Linked DNA regions of Homo sapiens: regions 1 and 2 are each linked to region 3. A link is a contact called in ENCODE Hi-C or POLR2A ChIA-PET data. All regions are on one chromosome and are shown on one strand. The core of a region is the stretch at or near the end of the contact, and the rest is flanking DNA. Distances in the headings are between cores, read along the strand shown. Region 1 overlaps PRKCQ (protein kinase C theta). Region 2 overlaps RBM17 (RNA binding motif protein 17). Region 3 holds the start of LINC02656 (long intergenic non-protein coding RNA 2656).

Region 1 (2,742 bases), core at 217-2,716, 150 kb before region 3:
CATATAAACATATATGATTTTTACAGTAAAAACCTGTATAGGGTCCCCATAATAATTCACTTTCATTCCCTGCATTTAAAAGTGTATTTATACTTATTTTTATTTTATTTTATTTCATCTGGACCAAAATAGAAACAAGTCACATGTTATAAACAAATGACCTACTATACTAGTCACAAGTTGTAAATAGATTTGGACATTTAGACCAGAACTTGTGGAAGAAGGTGATTAACTCAGTGATCCTTAATTTAACCCCTCATTTACCAAGCCAAATCTATTATTTCCAGCCTAGTTCCAGGTAAAAAGACCAAAATTACCTACTCTTAAAGTATTAGGCAAAGTATTATGTCCCATCTGTGGAACTGTTAGAGGGTTACTGGAAATGCTTTTTGTCTGGAAGTTGGGGTTGCCATAAAACAAATCTGCGGACACTACAGAAAAGACTTCAGTCCTACAATGTGTCCTGGGATGTGGCTGGATTCCTGGGGGAGGTTTCTACCCACACAGCTCCTCCTTTGTCTACCTAGAGTGTTTCTAATCTAGCCACTGTTAGGGATTGGACAATAAGGTATCTTGGAAGATAATTTGCCCCAAACGCATTGTCAGGCTACTGCCACTGCTTAGCCACAATAGAAGAAATTTAGTTTGAATATTATTAACTCATTGTGAAATATGATGAACCTGCTTTTTAAATGAAACCTCAATGTTTTGTATTTGTAACAAAATAGAAGAAGTAATCCAAGAGTCTTCAAGCTATTACAAAATTATAACTCTGGGATTTAAATTCATTATCCTTATTTATTTATTCACATATTTATTTGTGTATCATTTTTGTTACAGCAGTGGATATTTTTATTTCTTTACTGTTCCTTGTGTTATTCTCTCTCACCTGCTGTGTCCACTGTGCTGTTTAACCATGACTGCCTTACAATTTGGTGTTTCATGAGGACCTGGGCTTCAGCAAGGGCATCCTGAGCATTCTCATAATTTGACTATCTTAGTTTTTCAACCCTTTGGAAAGATGTCATTCAGGTATAGGGCACTGTAAACAGTGACTATCCAAAGCACTTTCACCAATATTTATGAGCCCAGAGTAAAATGAATAGATTGAATCTGATGGTTTGATGCTGATGACTAGGTAATGCACAGGATTACCTAGACACCAAAAAAATGCAGTGAGCTATTAATTTTCTGGCCTTTTTCACATTGGTAAATATGGTTGGCAGCTGGTGTGTCTGATCACTGTGGACATCAGGAACCAGGACACAATGTCCCAAAGTTCCTTTCTCCTCACACAAAATCCTGGTCAGCTCCCCCTAGTCTACTCCAGCATGTCTCCAACAACCTGCTATAAAGCATCCTGGCACCTCTGAAATGCTGTTCCCAAGAGGCTGTCAGTAACCATGTGATTCTCTAGAATTACAGACAGGAAAGCCTTTGCCACTTCCTGCCTTTTCTGACTGAGTCATCATTGATGGTGACAAAGAGAGGTTGATAGATCCCTTCAAAGTTCTAATCTCTGGTTTTGAAACTTGAAGAGGATATATCGCTCAGCCCAGTCAAAGAGGAGCGAAGGATTGAGCCAGCAATCCAACATTGTTTTCACCCTCTAACAATATGCCCTATGATGAATCTGTGTTGTAGAATTTGAGGAAAGATGCTTAGTGTGGTACCCACCATAATGAGTACCTGGAATGTTACAGCAGGTACTCAGAGCTGGTCCTCCTCCATCCCTTGCCCATCTCCCTCCCCTCCTGACCCAGCTTAGAATAGGAGTCGTCCTTTTGCAGAACTTCACTTTCTTCCCCTCTCTCTTCCTGTAGACACAAAGGACATGAATGAATTTGAGACGGAAGGCTTCTTTGCTTTGCATCAGCGCCGGGGTGCCATCAAGCAGGCAAAGGTCCACCACGTCAAGTGCCACGAGTTCACTGCCACCTTCTTCCCACAGCCCACATTTTGCTCTGTCTGCCACGAGTTTGTCTGGTACAGTAACTTGGCATCTCCCTCCAAGCTTCGGGTTATGCATTTTGTTGCGTCTTCTTAATCCTCTACGCTGGCATGCTCCACTGTGGGGGGTGTGCTGGAGTAAATGCTACCTCAGCGTTGTCAGGGACCTTGCCTGAACTGAGAAGGTTCAAATGGTGTGATCCAATAAAAGAGGTGCATGAGGAAGCCAGGTCTAGTCAGGAAAAATGCCCATGGGATTTTAGTTTCTGCCTCAATGGGGGGGCTATTGGGGGTAAGTGGGAAGAAACAGAAGTGAAAGGTATCTTTATTACAAACAGTTTTCCAGTTTTATAGTCAAAACTTCCCCCACCTAATGGCCCAACCCTGCTGGTGCTACTTTTTCCAGCAGGCAGCACTCTGCCATTGTAGCTAATGGTTTAAATGCTTATGAGGCTCTTGGGTATCTTAATAGCCATCAAACAGATCAGTTTAAACCTCAGTAACCACATAGCAAAGGCTATGACAGAGTGGAGACTTGAAATAACTCCTGTTTCTGGCTCTCAGCATCCTAGCCTATTAAGGGATACTCTTCCCTTTAGGCTACTGCAGAAACTGTTAAAGCACAGCTCCTGTGTAACCAGGGTATCCACATGCCAGATCGACTTGGCGGGTTTTCATCAGCCTGCTTTCGTCTAATCACTTGAACCTCCTTTCTCTCTAATCATGGATGTCACTCAGGAATCGGTCCTGCATGTGAGACTTTGTTGGTTGCAAATATTCTCAGATGCTCAG
Region 2 (2,915 bases), core at 310-2,809, 250 kb after region 3:
GGTGGCATATGCCTGTGGTCCTAACTACTCAGTAGACTGAGGTGGAAGGATCGCTTGAGCCCAGGAGGAGGAGGCTGCAGTGAGCCAAGATTGCACCACTGCTCTCCAGCGTGGTGACAGAGCAAGACCCTGTCTCAAAAATAAAAACCACAAAAAGATGTTCATTAGAGTGGTATTTATAAAGGCAATGTAAAAGCAAATCTAGGTGGTTTTACAGTTAGGGAATACTTGTGTAAATTATGATGCATTCGCTTAATGAGAATTAAAAACTGATCGTGAAAACTATGTAACAAGGAGGAAAAAGGCTTACTCATTAAATAGGAGACTAATATTATAGGTACTAGAACCAATACACGATTACAGAAGAAACTATGAACCAGTTTTTAAATTAGATGTAGCAGGAATAAACTAGGTATCAAATTTATGGGGGAAAATGCTCAATGACTAGGAATCAGCAAAAAAACACCTCCACCATGTGGTGCTTCCCCTCCAGAAGAACTACCAGCCCTCAGGAACAGCACCCGCTCCCCTCAGAAAAGGACAACTCAAGGGTAAGCTGCAGCCACAGACTGGCCCAGAACATAAGCAGGACAGGCAGGAGACGGAGCCCAACCCAGAACAGTGACGTGAAACAGATGGGCAGGAGTGTGCCCTTTGCCCCAGCCTGATGCAGCCCTTCCCACAGGTGGTGGGGAGGACAGGCGCGCCTTGCTAAGAAACTGTCTCGATAGCACTATTATTAATCTTTTGGTCATTTTTCATCAAGCGGTTTTGTGCAATTCATGATGCTGTTTAAATGACCACAGTCATTATTTGAACGCCATCTGTGGAAAGATAAATGTATACTTAAATTGTGGGTATAATTTTAACTAGTTTATTCACTCATTTTACCTCATTTTGTCTAGTTTTAACTATGATTTTGAGTTATCCTTTTCCAGATCTTCTTCATCCTCAATAACCCAATTTATAGAGTTGACCACATGTTTGTTTTTAAGCATATGTAAAATCACTGGAATCATACAGGTTAGGGTGGTAGAAGTGGGTTTTAAAACCCCTTTCTCTGTTTTAATCCACAATAAATCAGTAAGTACTAACACTGTTTATGATAGCAAAAAATAGAAACAACCCATATATCCAGCATTAAAGGAATTAAATTATAGTCCATCTATATACAAGGGAATATAGTGAAGCCATAAACGTGATCATACAGTCCTGTATTTTTTGACAGAGTCACAACGTATTAAGTAAGAAAAGCAAGTTAGCAGAAGGTGGAGTAGGCACAGGATGGAAAAATATTACGTTTTTCACTTCCGGATTGTATGACTGAAGGTAATTTGTTTTTCTTTCTGCGTATCTCTAGTTTCTGATTTTTCTACAACAAACTATTTAATTTCAAATAGATACATTTTAAAATTGGCAAAACAGAAGTAAAAATTAGGTGGAAAATGATACTAACTTGGTTTCAAAGGCCCACCAAGGAGGCCATCTGTTAAGAGTAACTCATATGCAAAATAAGCCACATGGGAACAGAGACACGTATCAAGCTCACAGGCAGGCGCGGGCTTACCTTCAGCCCAGCTGCTACATGCGGTGGAGTGTCCACAATTTGCCGGTCATCTGAGGAGCCACCTCGCTTCAGGTCAATGACTGGGGCGAGGACTGTACTTTGTTTCGTCCTTTGGCTCTAAAATCATCAAAAACAAGGAAAACATACTGAAGTTTCAAATTAAAATTCACACTGTTTGCAACAAAGATTTTCTTTCTGGTCCCTGCAACAAACCTTTGAGATATGAGAAAACCATAATCTCAAAACAACAGCCTTTTAATTTATTACTATAATCATATATTATTTTCTTTCAGCTTTTTCAAAAACATGAGATTTTCTCCATTTCTGTGAAAGGTTTACAGTAAACTTAGTCACTTTCAAAAGATACTTGGGGATAAGAGTTTTGTTCCCTCCTACTAGGATATAGAATCCTTCCTATCTCCTTTATTATGAATCTACAAAAAAAAGTTTTTAAAAGAAAATCATTTCTATACATTCAATTATTGTTAATGTTCTACCATACTTCTTGCCCTTACACCTGTATTTTTTGCTAGACCATTTGAAAGAAAGTTGGAGACATCATGACACTTCACCCCAATCTCCTGAAACCGTGGACATTCTCCTGTCAGATTACTACCCCTAATAAAATCACTAATTCCCATGTCATTTCCCATCCAGTTCACATTCAGATTCTCCAAGATATCCCAAAAATGTCCTTTAAACAGCTGATTTTTTTTTTGAACCAGGATCCTACCAAAGTTCCTGAAATGCTTTTGGTTTTTAAGTGTCTTGATTAAGAACAGTCCCTCTTCCCCATCATCATCATCACCATCATCTTCATCTCCTCTTCCTTTTTTTCCTCTGACACTATCTTGTAAAATGCTGTTTGTTCTAGATCTGTCTAATAACTACCTGGTTATTTAGTTGAGCTTGTTCCTCTATGCCTTGTAATTCCTGAAACCTGGAGGTTAAAGGCCTGATCGAATTCAGGGTAAAGCTTTTAGGCAGGAACACTTCCCAGGTGAGGCAGTGTGCCCCTTCCTGCAACACACAGCAGGCACACTGCGTCAGGCCGTCTAACAGCAATGCTAAGGTTGATCATATGGGTATGGTGGTAACCATTAGATCTTTTGATTAGAAAGGTTTAATTTTTCTCTTTTGCAATTTAAAGTGTTACAAATTTTCATTACCACTATAAAAGGCACAAAATAAGCCTTCATCTCTCTTGAATATAACAATACTTATAAATTTAAGCAAACAAAATTTAATCCAATTAACAACTCACAAAGTAAATACGAAAGTTTACAGAACGGAAGGGGGATTTATTAGAATCACATATTTTCTTTCTTTCTTTTTTTTTGAGATGGAG
Region 3 (2,858 bases), core at 329-2,828:
TTTTAGCATCTTCCCAGCACTGCTTCCCTGTCTATCCCTACCTGTCCTCCCCTGCCTCTGACATTAGTCATCATGATGCCTTCCTGCTTCTCCAAGGGACTCAGGATCTGATCCTTGCCTCCCCATCCAACCACCTGCCTGCCTGCCTGTCTCCCTCTCTGCACTCCAGCCAGCTTGCATGTCTCTTCGTTCCTCCCCTGCACCAGGCTCCTTCTTGCCACAGGATCTTTGCACATGCTCTGGCTTCTGCTTGGAAAGCCTTCTCTGTCTCCTCCTCCCTCCTCCCATTCCTTGGTTAACTCTTAGTCATCCATCATCACAGCTGCAAAGTCACTTCCCTAGGGAAGCTGTCCCTTTTTGCAGGCTGGTCAGCTTCCTCGGATCTAAGCTGTTAAAAGTTCTGTGTATTTTCCCTTCTCTACACTTACCATAGTTGACATTTTATTTTTGCTCTGGGATTATTTGGTTAATGTGCTAGAATCAAAACTCCAGAAGGGCCAGAACACTATGGCTTTTTTTGTTATCACTATGTTCCCAGCACTCAGCAAAAGAAAAATAAAAAACCAGACCCTCATTGTCACCTAATGGTGGTACTGTAATTCTCTCATTCCTTCCAAATGTATCAGCTGAATTTTTCAATAAAGAAGACATTTCCCTTATCAGCTCTTCCGTAACTGTGAGGTACAGTTTATACAAGAAAAGCAGAATAAATGCTTGAATTTTCCCCTTCTATTTACCAGTTTTCAGAATAATCAGAGGTGACAGACTCCTCCAAAGGTAACAAATGAGTTTGGTTTTACCGTTTTGAGTATTATGAATTCATGGATGTATACATGTTGATGTGTTTCAGTCCACTAAAGTCATTATTCTTTGGGATGCTCAAATTGTCTCATTGTTGGCCAGTAGAAGCCTGGGCCCTTTTGCCATGACCTCAGTTGTCTTTAATAGCTGTCCGGCTTGTATGACAAGACATTCTTGGATCCCCTTGTACAGCTCCTGACACCAATCTGGTTCAGCTATTTCTTCAAGAAGGCCTGGTTCCTTGTACATTCTTATTCACCTGTGGTTTCAATTCCCTAGTCTCTAAAAGAAACACTACAAATAGAAATTCTGTTCTGATTTTTCTCCTGTACAGCGGACCTGTATACCTAACAGATGACTGGGCATTGCCATCTCTGCCCACAACACACATCCTGAATTTGACTTGTTTGCACATGAAGTCATCATCCCTCCCCAAGATGGGCTCTCTATTATGCCTTCCTTGGGGATCAGTACTTGGAGTCGGGTCAGGGCAAGATACTGTTAGTGACATGTGGAATTCAGCCACACCATCATGAGAAGGTCCTCTCTGTGTGTTCTGGCTAAACCAGCCTTCTACCAGGTTAGCACGATTCTGGGCTTTGCAACATTCATGACCTGTTTGAGGGCACTGAAGGAGATGCTCAGCCACATCCCTTAATTTGCATGAGCCTGTAGGAAAAATATGTTTAAGAAGTCTGGCTGTCTGAGCAGGCCAAAGGAGAAGATGGAAGAGAAGGTGGTTTCCTGAAAGCATGAAGCTGTATCTGTTCATATTTTGACACCATCCCAGGAAGAAGAGGCTGAGGTAGGAAAGTACAGTCAGCTCTGGGAGTTCCCTCTGGAGAAGCTGGCTATGAGACGTGGAAGAAGCTCCCCAGCTGCAGTAGAAGGCACGAGAAGGTTTCAGGCTTTCCAGGTGGGCGTAGAATGGGCAGCAGCACAGGCATAACCTGGAGTGGCACAGGTGCCAGGGAAGAGGGCAGACGCCATGCGTGACATAGCAAGGGGATCACACCGCATCCATTGTGCATGAGACCACTTTTCACCACCCAGGCGACTCAAGGAGATAACTGGATGGGTGGTTCCAGGAAAAGAATGGACATCCTGCTAGGCCATCATATGCTGTCTCAGAGCACTGAGGTTTGATAAATGTGGTGAATTTGGAGGCACTCACAGCTGAGTCCCAGCACAGAGTGGGCACATAAGCAACACCATTTTCTCATTGCCCAAGCCAGCCCCTGCCCACAGCACCTCCACTTCCCAGAGCCACACCCAATCAATGGCCAACTTATGATTCTAATCTTGAATGTCTGTCGAGATCTTTTCCTTCTCCATCACTAAGCTCTCTCCTTTAAGTAAAAATTTTTCTCCTGGAGGAATGCCTCCTGGCTGATGCTTCTGCAAATCACCTCACTTCTCTTCAAGCCCTCCTCTGTTACAGACTATTCCAAATTTTTTTTTGTTTTTTTGTTTTTTTGTTTTTAACTTTTGCCTACCTTGTCGGCTCACGCCTGTAATCCCAGCACTTTGGGAAGCCGAGGTGGGTGGATCACCTGAGGTCAGGGGCTCTAGACCAGCCTGGCCAACATGGTGAAACCCTAGCTCTACTAAAAATTCAAAAATAAGCCGGGTGTGGTGGTGGGTGCCCGTAATCCCAGCTACTCAGGAGGCTGAGGCAGGAGAATCGCTTGAACCCAGGAGGCGGAGGTTGCAGTGAGCCAAGATCGAGCCACCGCACTCCAGCCTGGGTGACAGAGTGAAACTCCATCTTAAAAAAAAAAAAAAAAAATGCCTACCTAAATCTAACGTAAAACTTTGAGCTCACTCTGAAATATATTCATATTTACTTACAAGGGGAAAATGCCCTATGAACTGAAAATTATGTGTATTTTAGAACATACACAAAAGAGAAGTTAAAAGAAAATGAGAAAAATAAATAGATGTGATAATACTTTATTTCATTACTCCGATTAATAGTCTTACCAAACTCACCCGAAGACTGCCTGCAAAGTTCTTGAAGGAGCTTGGGATTGTAGGTGCTTTTGATGTTTTATTCA

Evidence for each region. A loop is a pair of places that touch in the nucleus more often than their neighbours do. ChIA-PET counts read pairs that join two places held with the same protein, here RNA polymerase II (POLR2A). Pooled maps may share reads with other maps.
Region 1: a loop to region 3 is called in a map of naive thymus-derived CD4-positive, alpha-beta T cell, with 2.2 times the contacts of the local background. The contact joins the enhancer-like site here to the promoter of LINC02656 in region 3. A Hi-C loop is called at or near these places in 1 of 168 maps with a recorded cell type or tissue (naive thymus-derived CD4-positive, alpha-beta T cell), 1 of 37 single-sample maps with no recorded cell type and 5 of 50 pooled maps. POLR2A ChIA-PET finds 5 or more read pairs at or near these places in 2 of 52 experiments (T-cell and activated CD4-positive, alpha-beta T cell).
Region 2: a loop to region 3 is called in a pooled map, with 2.2 times the contacts of the local background. The contact joins the enhancer-like site here to the promoter of LINC02656 in region 3. A Hi-C loop is called at or near these places in 2 of 168 maps with a recorded cell type or tissue (CD4-positive, alpha-beta memory T cell and naive thymus-derived CD4-positive, alpha-beta T cell) and 7 of 50 pooled maps. POLR2A ChIA-PET finds 5 or more read pairs at or near these places in 3 of 52 experiments (B cell, OCI-LY7 and naive thymus-derived CD8-positive, alpha-beta T cell).

What each region holds. Positions count from the first base shown.
Region 1 is chr10:6,497,640-6,500,381 of GRCh38, reverse strand. PRKCQ (protein kinase C theta) reads left to right here. Exons shown (of 18, transcript NM_006257.5): 5 at 1,824-1,986. Among named protein-coding and RNA genes, the nearest start is that of PRKCQ, 81 kb to the left of the region's middle. Within about 2 kb of position 1,466, at least 5 of the 41 ENCODE cell types and tissues checked have a DNase peak (open chromatin) inside an H3K27ac peak, as active enhancers do.
Region 2 is chr10:6,100,040-6,102,954 of GRCh38, reverse strand. RBM17 (RNA binding motif protein 17) reads right to left here. Exons shown (of 12, transcript NM_032905.5): 3 at 1,568-1,684. Among named protein-coding and RNA genes, the nearest start is that of RBM17, 12 kb to the right of the region's middle. Within about 2 kb of position 1,559, at least 2 of the 41 ENCODE cell types and tissues checked have a DNase peak (open chromatin) inside an H3K27ac peak, as active enhancers do; they include B cell and OCI-LY7, where a contact is called at or near this core.
Region 3 is chr10:6,349,036-6,351,893 of GRCh38, reverse strand. LINC02656 (long intergenic non-protein coding RNA 2656) reads right to left here and starts at 1,578. Exons shown (of 1, transcript NR_148966.1): 1 at 1-1,578.